Regions from separate parts of the Mus musculus genome. Here region 2 is linked to region 1. A link is a contact called in ENCODE POLR2A ChIA-PET data. All regions are on one chromosome and are shown on one strand. Each heading gives the region's core, a stretch centred on a gene start or an enhancer-like site at or near the end of the contact. The rest is flanking DNA. Distances are from core to core; before and after follow the strand shown. Region 1 holds the start of Slc25a42 (solute carrier family 25, member 42). Region 2 holds the start of Homer3 (homer scaffolding protein 3).

The links. ChIA-PET counts read pairs that join two places held with the same protein, here RNA polymerase II (POLR2A).
Region 2: POLR2A ChIA-PET joins it to region 1 with 15 read pairs in Patski. The contact joins the promoter of Homer3 here to the promoter of Slc25a42 in region 1. POLR2A ChIA-PET finds 5 or more read pairs at or near these places in 3 of 5 experiments (Patski and embryonic stem cell).

Annotation. Positions count from the first base shown.
Region 1 is chr8:70,210,623-70,214,643 of GRCm38, reverse strand. It overlaps Slc25a42 (solute carrier family 25, member 42), which reads left to right and starts at 2,363. Exons shown (of 8, transcript NM_001007570.2): 1 at 2,363-2,416.
Region 2 is chr8:70,280,768-70,284,987 of GRCm38, reverse strand. Homer3 (homer scaffolding protein 3) reads right to left here and starts at 1,989. Exons shown (of 10, transcript NM_001146153.1): 1 at 1,888-1,989.

The DNA.
Region 1 (4,021 bases), core at 1,114-3,613:
TTGTGGATGAAGAGTTCAAGGCTTTACACAGCCCTGAAACCTGAGTCTGTAATATTAAGCGTAGCCTGGCTTCCTCCCAAGATCCTCTGCTGCTAAACTTGATCTCTACTGGCCCCACCCAAACATGTGGGAAATAAGAGTTCATTTCTGTCTTCTTGATGTCTGGAAAGTTATGAAAATGTTATTGGGAAGTCAGAGAGAGAGATGGTTCTGGGGACAAGAAGCATAGGATGATGTATGTCCCTCAGCTGTGGGCAACTGCAGGGCCTGCTCATAGTCCCCAGCTCCACAGAGAGGCAGCAGGGCCTTGGGCATGAACATGCCATAGCATGGATGTGGAGAGGTAAAAAAAAAAAAAAACAACTTTTGGGACTCTGTTTTCTCTTTCCACCATGTGGGTTAGGATATTAAATGCAGGCCATTGTGGCTGGTGGCCAGGTCAGAGCCTTTCTGAAGGCCCAGGCTGCTTCCATCTTGGGTTTGAAGGTATCTTATAGTAAAACAAACCATGCTCATTCCTGTTTATGATTACATCTCTGTTTCTCAGGACATGGGCTATATCCCACTGTAACCTTAATTACAAATGGTTCTTTCTACTACCTGTTCCAGGAAATAAAAAACCATGTCTTAGTTTCAAAGGTTGTTATCCTGTTATGGCCACCTTGCAACAATGTCTCTGTTTCCCGTGGGTGTTATGACCAACTTGTTACCCTATGTTCTGCGTCTGTAACCCTATTTGCCTGCCAGATCCTCATTTGGAAAACCCCTACCCTGAGTTGTAAAGACCTAATCTTCTAACCCAACTAGTGGCATTCTCCTTTGAATCCCTGCAATTGGGAGGCAGAGGCAGTTAGATCACTGTGTTTTTGAGGCACGTCTAGTCTACATAGTGAGTTCCAGGACAACCCGGGCTCCATAGTGAGACACTGTCTCAAAACAAAAACAAATAAAACAAATGTATTTTCCCCACTTTCAATGTTGATTGATGTCTGGTTTTTAGGAAGAGACATCCCATGTACACAAGCTTGCTTTAATTAATTGCTTGCTTTAATTTTCTTGGCCATGATTTGGGTCGGTGGTCTTTCTCCTTGAATCTGTAGGATTAACATTTACCCATTGAGCCATCTTGCTGGCTCCTTCTGTTTCCACAAAGGGGTCAGGGAGGCAAGATTGAACCTAAGGATTGCTCTGTCCAAGGCTTGAGCAGACTGAGTAACTCAGGTCACTCCGTTCCCCACTGTCTTACTACCCTTTCTGAGGGGGTTCAGAGCTTCAATATACAAATTGAACAGCTAAAGTGCTCTGTAACCTTGGTCAAAGAGCTTGACCTCTCTGTGTTCCCTTTGACATGTGGTTGTATTTATTGTTTGGTTAATTCACCAGTTACCACAAACACAGGGATGTCATAAGATCTCGTAAAGGATAAAGCTTGGACCCAGAGACGTCACTTTCTGAAAGTCAGATCACGTCAGCAGGATTGCACTTTTGCTTCCCATGTTTTGCACATGAACTCAAGTAGCAGAGGAAGGCTGAGTGATCTGAGTTTCTGCCCTTTGTATCATCGGCAGGGGAACAGTAAAGGAGGGACGGGCTGAGAATTAACCAAGAGTGTTTCAACTGTCAAAGTCTAAATTCAGGAAAGAGTAAAGCTTCTGAGCGCCATGGGAACCTGAGGAGTCTGCGCGGAACATACTAGATCATCCAGGGCAGACAAGATAGTTATGGTCTGTACCTAGCGCGCCCACCCCTGGAAGATGCACCGCCTACAGCTTCTGCGATTGGTCCCAGGACCTGTACATCTTTAGTGTCGCAGTCAATCATCGTTGCCCTCCGGGCTACACCCTCCGATCCTCGAGCTTCGCCCTTGCCCAGCGCGCCAGCTTACTCAGAGCGCTGACCTTGCTCTTCAGCGATTGGCTAAGAGGGCTGTTTCCAGGCCCCGCCCCCTCCCTTCAGTTATTGGCCCAAAGCGTTGCTTGTTTTCTGCAGAATCCAATCCTCGCTTCTGTCTCCTTGTGCCCCGAATTCTCAGAAACCAAGAGCCGCCTTTCCTCTTAGCTCCGCCTATACCCCTTGGCAATTGGCCGGAAGCTCTGCCCATTTTCTGCGGGTTCCAATTCTTGAACGCCCCCCACCAGGCCTCTCCGCCTTGTACCCGGTGTAGAACGCTCAGAAGAACCAGGGCCGCCCCTCCATGTAGCCTCGCCCCTTCCTTTAGCGATTGGTTAAAAAGGATGCCCGTCTGTGCCATGCTTACCAATTCTTGCCGTCTCCAGCGCTGATTGGACAGGGCGTGACCAATGGCGGCAGGGCCTGGGCCCCTCCCGGCCTCGAGCTTAGGGCCCGCGCGAGGCGGGGCTGCAGCGGCTGAGGCGGCTGAGGCAGTAGCGGCAGCAGCGGCGACGCGTCCGGGCAGGTGAGCGCGACCCAAGGAGTGCAGGCGCCAAGGGGCGACGCGGGGTGGCGGGGTTCTCGCGGCCCGGGCTGGGAGGAAGCGCGGCATGGGGCCGTTTCGTTGTGACAGCAGTGTCGCGAGCGTGGAGAGGTGACAGATCCCCTCACACACCCTGTGTTTCGCGCGTCCTCGGGGTCCCCACGGCCAGGCCGAACCCTAATTTCACACCGAGCTGCCCTGAGAGTGACAACCCCTGTGAGGCCAAGGTGGCCGCTTACGCACCCAACATGCGTGCCTCGCAGACCTGATCTTCCTCAGCCCGCTGCGTGTCCTTCCTTTGGAACCCGGGTGGACGCTTCGGGTGCAAGCTTCGGGTGCCACCCGGACGCGGCTGCTACACACGTGCACCTGCGTGCCTCTCCCCGTCCCTGTCGCGCAACCATCGCTTCACTCCCAAAGCAAAGTCCACCTAACTTGTGGTTTTAAATTTTTTATTTTCGTCCCCCGTGTAGTGCGAGTGGTGGCTTGGTTTTGGAAACCGTGTTTCACTGTGTAGAGCCAGCTGGTCTGGAACTCACAGAGATCTCCCTGCCCCTGCCTCCCAAGTGCCAGGATTAAAAGTGTGGGGTACCACCTGGTCTGTTATTGCTTTAACAGGGCTTTTAAATTTATTTCTAGCATTTCATTTTATTGTATTTATTTATTGATTAGTTTTGGAGTCAAAGTCTTGCACTGTAACCCAGGTTGTCCTTGAACTTTTATAAAGAGTGCTTGAGGTCAGGTGAGATGGCTCAGCAAACTGAGTTTTTGGGAACTGCCAAAAGTTGTCCTCTGATCTCTACATGGGCTCTGTGGCACACACGTAAATACACACACACACACACACACACACACACACACCACAATATGTATATGTATATGCATATAAAATCACTTCTTGACACAGCATGATGTTATGAGTCATCTGTGCACTGAACAGGTAGAGGTAGGATCAGAAGTTCAAGGTTACCTTGGCTACACACAGTGAATTTGAGTAGCCTGGTCTGTTTAAGACCTTGTTTCACAAAAAGAAAGGAAAGAAAACTAATGAGCAAACAGTGCATAGACGGGAGTGGAGTTGGTAGAGTGCTTGTTTGAAGTTGGGGGTTCCATTCCTAGCACCAGAGAAACCAGGTGTGGGGGTACACACTTATCATCTCAGCAGGGGGATCTGGAGTTCATGTCCAGCCTGGGCTACTCAGAGGCCCTGTCTCAAAGACCAATAACAAACAAAAATCTCAGGGCTGGACAGCTTTTGAGTCATTTCTGGACTTAGAATAATCTCCTCAGCCTGATGCTCAGAGCATCCCAGTTCACCAACCAGAAGTCTGAAGCCCTCAAACGCTGCAGCAGGCTCTGCCTGGCCCCCTTGAGCCTTGTCTGTGAGCCAGCTCCTGTCAAAGGCTGCTTACTGGTGTTTCTGTCTCTTGAGTTAGTGGAGGAAGGGAGCCCCCACCATACTCCACCCCATTCCCAGGCATTTCTCCCAAGTCGTGACTGATGAATCCGGAAATGCTTAGCTGGAAGGGACAGCCCCTAGGTGGCTGCCTGAGCTTGTGTCTCCAGGCTTTGGAGGGTGTGGAGGCA
Region 2 (4,220 bases), core at 740-3,239, 71 kb before region 1:
TGTGGTGCTGAGGATGGAGCCCAGAGCATCCTGCATCCCATGCAAGCTCTCTATCAACTGAGCTGTAGGCATAAACAAAAGGCCCTGCTTTTGGGAGAAGCCCCCACAACTGGACTGAGTGATCTCTAGATCTCTAGTGTCACCAGAGAGGTGATACAGTGCCACCAAACTGCAAGGGTAGGTAGGATATGGCTTGGAGAATAGCCTGGTTGTTGGCACGCAGGATTATACTCACTGTCCAGGTTACCCACCACTGGGCAAGTGTCCTCCCACAGGAACTGAACATGAGGTCAAGATCAACCGAGTGGAACATCTCATTCATCCCCTCCCATCCAACAGCCCCCCTCTCCTCCCAGAGGGCCTTGCATCAAAATGTGGGACAAAGCTGGATCCGTGGTGAGGCCCTGTGGTTTTATCTATCTGAAAGCCAAGGCGGTTAGATCATGCATCCCAGGAGTTCAAGGCCTCCCTGGTCATCATGGAGGGATAAACCCATCTCAAGGAGTAAAAGTGGAGTGCTTCCAGGGACCTAACAGGAAAATCAGGACCTCGCTGATCCCACAAATGGACCACTTCGGGGCTGAAGAGATGGTTCAGTGGGTAAGAGCACTGACTGCTCTTCCAGAGGTCCTGAGTTCAATTCCCAGCAACCACATAGTGGCTCATAGCCATCTGTAATGGGATTGGATGCCCTGTTCTGATGTGTCTGAAGACAGCTACAGTGTACTTGTATAAATAAAATAAATAACTCTAGGAAGGAAGGGAGGGAGGGAGGGAGGGAGGGAGGGAGAGAGAGAGAGAGGAGAGAGAGAGAGAGAGAGAGAGAGAGAGAGAGAGAGAGAGAGAGAGAGAGAGAGAGAGAGAGAGAGAGAGAGAGAGAGAGAGAGAGGAGAGAGAGAGAAAGGACCACTTAGCCCAGATAACTCTGTGTCTGAGTCTCCAGGGAGCTTACTTAAAAGGAAAAAATGAAAGCCTGGTATGGTGGCACCAGCACTGGGGAGAATGAGGAGACTTTGAAGCCAACCTGGGCTACAGAGTGGGACCATGTCTCAACGCACAGGCACACACACACACACAAGCACGCATTGCACACAGCGGTTCATCCTAGTCCCCACCATGTGAACAGGGAACAGGACCGGGAGAACGGAGCTCCCCAGCCTCCTATGAACGCTTGCACCTGTCATTCTCCTAAGTCCCCCAAATTTCAACTAAGGAGATTGGAGGAGAAGGAGGGTCCTGCGGGTGCGGGAGGTCAAGACCCGGGGTCTGAGGTCAGGGCCCCTCCAAGCTGTCTTGGGAAGCTGCGAAACCTAAGTTCCCATACAGAGGGAGGGTAGGGGGGTTGTCCAGTCAGAGACGCTAATGGAACTGGCGGAGATTGGGGGAAAGGGGTCCCCGAACCCAGGCCCTTCCGGTCGGACCACTCCTGCCTGGACTTGCCACCATCAGGAAAAGTTACTCACTGAGTAGTCACGCGCCTTGGAGCAGAGGCGCGGGGCGGAGAACCGCGATCGCGCGCGGCGGGGACCCTGCCAGGAGCCCCACGCCGGCTTCCCATTTGGCACCGGTTCCCACTCCCTCCAGGGCAGCTCGTGAGGGCAACTACGGGAGCCGCTGACCCGCAACTTCTAAGTGGCGGAGCCTCGCGATGCGGCGTCCCCAACACCCGGACCTCGGCTGAGGAACCCGGTGAAGACGCGCCCCGCGCCCCAGCCAGCACCTGAGCCGGCCCCCTAGCCGGCACCCCAGGATCCCAACCCCTCAGCCTGCACCCCGCAGCTCCTGGGCCCCGCCTCACAGTCCGCAACTTTGGAAACCGTCTGCGTTTCCTGCGCCCCCGACTCCCTGATTGTGCCTCGGAAGCTGGGGTCCCCCTGTCTGGCTCACCCCGCGTCGTCGTCGCTGCAGCCTCCGGCCCGCGCCCTCCGCGCGCCCCGCGCCGCCCGCGCCTTTGTCTGCGCCGCCTCCGGTCCCATCGCGGCCAGTCCCCGCGCCGCCCCGCCTCTGCCCAGCGCCCCCTGCTGGCCAGCTACGGAGGGCGGGGAAGAGGGAGGGGACCCCGAGAGGGAAGAAGAGGAGGGCGGACATGGAGGGGGGAGTTGGGCGGGGTGAAAGGGCAGAGGAAGGGGAGGGCACCAGGAGGTCAAGAGGAGGAACTTCTGAAGGGGGGACCCAGTGGGAGGCAACTGAAGGAAGTGGGGAGGGCGTGGCTTTTGAAGGAGGGGGAGGGGCCCATAAAGTCTGGGGCTGGGATCAGAGGGATTAAGGGCAGGGGCCTAGGATCAGGCAGAGTACTGGACAGAGGGGAGGGATCCAGGAGGGCAGCGGAGAGAGACAGAAGGTGACTGCGGACAAAGACAGCGGGGTGGGGAGAGGGGTGGAAGAGGAGGGTCTGTCTGGATCGGCCTTGGGGCAGAGCATTGGACTGATGGGCTGAAGGCTGAGAAGACAAAAGTGTGGGTGTTAGATGGGTGGTAGCGGGCCAGGGTGTGAAGACAGAGGCAGAAGTCCTGGAGTGTGATCTGGTGACCCAGAGATAGGGAGAAACACGGAAAATGGGTGGACAACGACCCTTCGCTTTCCTGCCTCCTACCAAGGGTGGCCCTGAGTCTTCATGTGGCTTCTTCGAAAAGAAAAAGTTCCTGGACCCTCAGCAACTGAAGCATGAAGACAGCTTGAGCCCAGCTCCCCAAAACGAAGGTGGGGGTGGGACTGCAAATCAGTGTGTAACGCCCTCGTCAAGCGTCTGTGGTGCCCTGGGCTCCATCCTAATTCCCACGAAAAGAACAAGCAGGCAAATCTCTGTGAATTCTAGGCTAGATTGGTCTATATAGTGAGTTCTAAGCCATCTAGGGCCACATAGTGAGACCCTGACTTTCAAAAATAAATTCTGGGAGTAACTAGGTTATTGTTACAGAGTCTTAGGATCCAAGTGTCCTCTTAGTGTTGTCTTCCAATGAAATGGACAAACTCCCTGCAGCTCTGTAGGCTGAGTCCTGCCTCTGTCCACAGCCACAGCAGCCCGCCGAGGATCCTTCAGGGGATCACCTATCTGCCAGTGGGTCCCTAGCCCTGTGGCAAATCCCTTGCTGCACTTTTCTAGAAATTTCTGCAAGGGTTTCCGTGTTCTGGGGACAAATGGCTGTGTCCGAATCAGAGTCTGTGGTTCTCAGCTTTGCATTTCTTATGTCAGATATATATTTTTTTCTCTTCTCAAGCCCTCTGGTGTCTGCTGGGATCTGAGCAGGTGGCTAACTTTCAGTGAAGATATTCTCAGGCCAGGCGAGTTTCTCTCCCTCGCCCTCCCAGGAATGTGCTCCTTTCCAAGGATGTTTGTCACTCCTTGACCTTCCAGGCTGTGTGGTTCTGTTCCCTGCCTCTGACAGCCCAAACTAGACTTCCCGGGGCTCCTGGCCTTCTGCTCATGGATGCTCTGATATATATATTATATGTAGAGGTATTTCCATTCATTTCTGAGTCACAGGCAGGTAGGAGCCCCTGAGCTACCAGCCTCCTTGATATTTATTTGCAGCTGGGGAAAACAAGGTCCTCTCCAACTGCGCCTAACTTTGAGAGGCATGTGCACAGGGAAACTATCTGTCTTTGCTCTTAGGCTCGGAGCCACAGAGCATGTGAACACTGGGAACAAAGACAATACCGTCTGCTGTGTTCAGACTGACTTTCTCCTTATTAGCAACATTTTTTTTTTAAGTATCTGAGCTCAGGGCAGCAGGCTGGAAGCCGGTCCTGGTCTGTCAGGCTCTGAGCTGGCTGCAGAGCTAAGACATGTGGTTATTGGGCAGTGGGGGTGGGAGTGGGGGTGGCTAAGGGCCTAAGCAGGCTTTGTGCTATGTGTGGGCACAGGAAGGAATGTGAGAGCTGAAAGTTCTGAAACAAGGCTTGGCAGGTGCCCATCTTCCCAGGACCTGGGAGGTAGAGAGTTCAAGGTCATCCTCTGCTACAGAGTGAGGTCTGGGCCAGCCTGGGATCCATGAGATACTACATCAAATACAAACAGCGGAGCTGAGCACTCAGAAGGCAGTGGCAAGTGGATCTCTGTGGGTTTAAAGGCCAGCCTGCAAGTTCCAGGCCTGAAAAGAGATCCTGTCTCAAAAAACAAACAAAAGACAAAAAAAGAGTTCCTCACTGAACCTGGGCTAGACTGGAGCAAGCCAACGGTAGGTGGGGTTTCCTCTATGTGGAGGTTTATCTTTCACAAT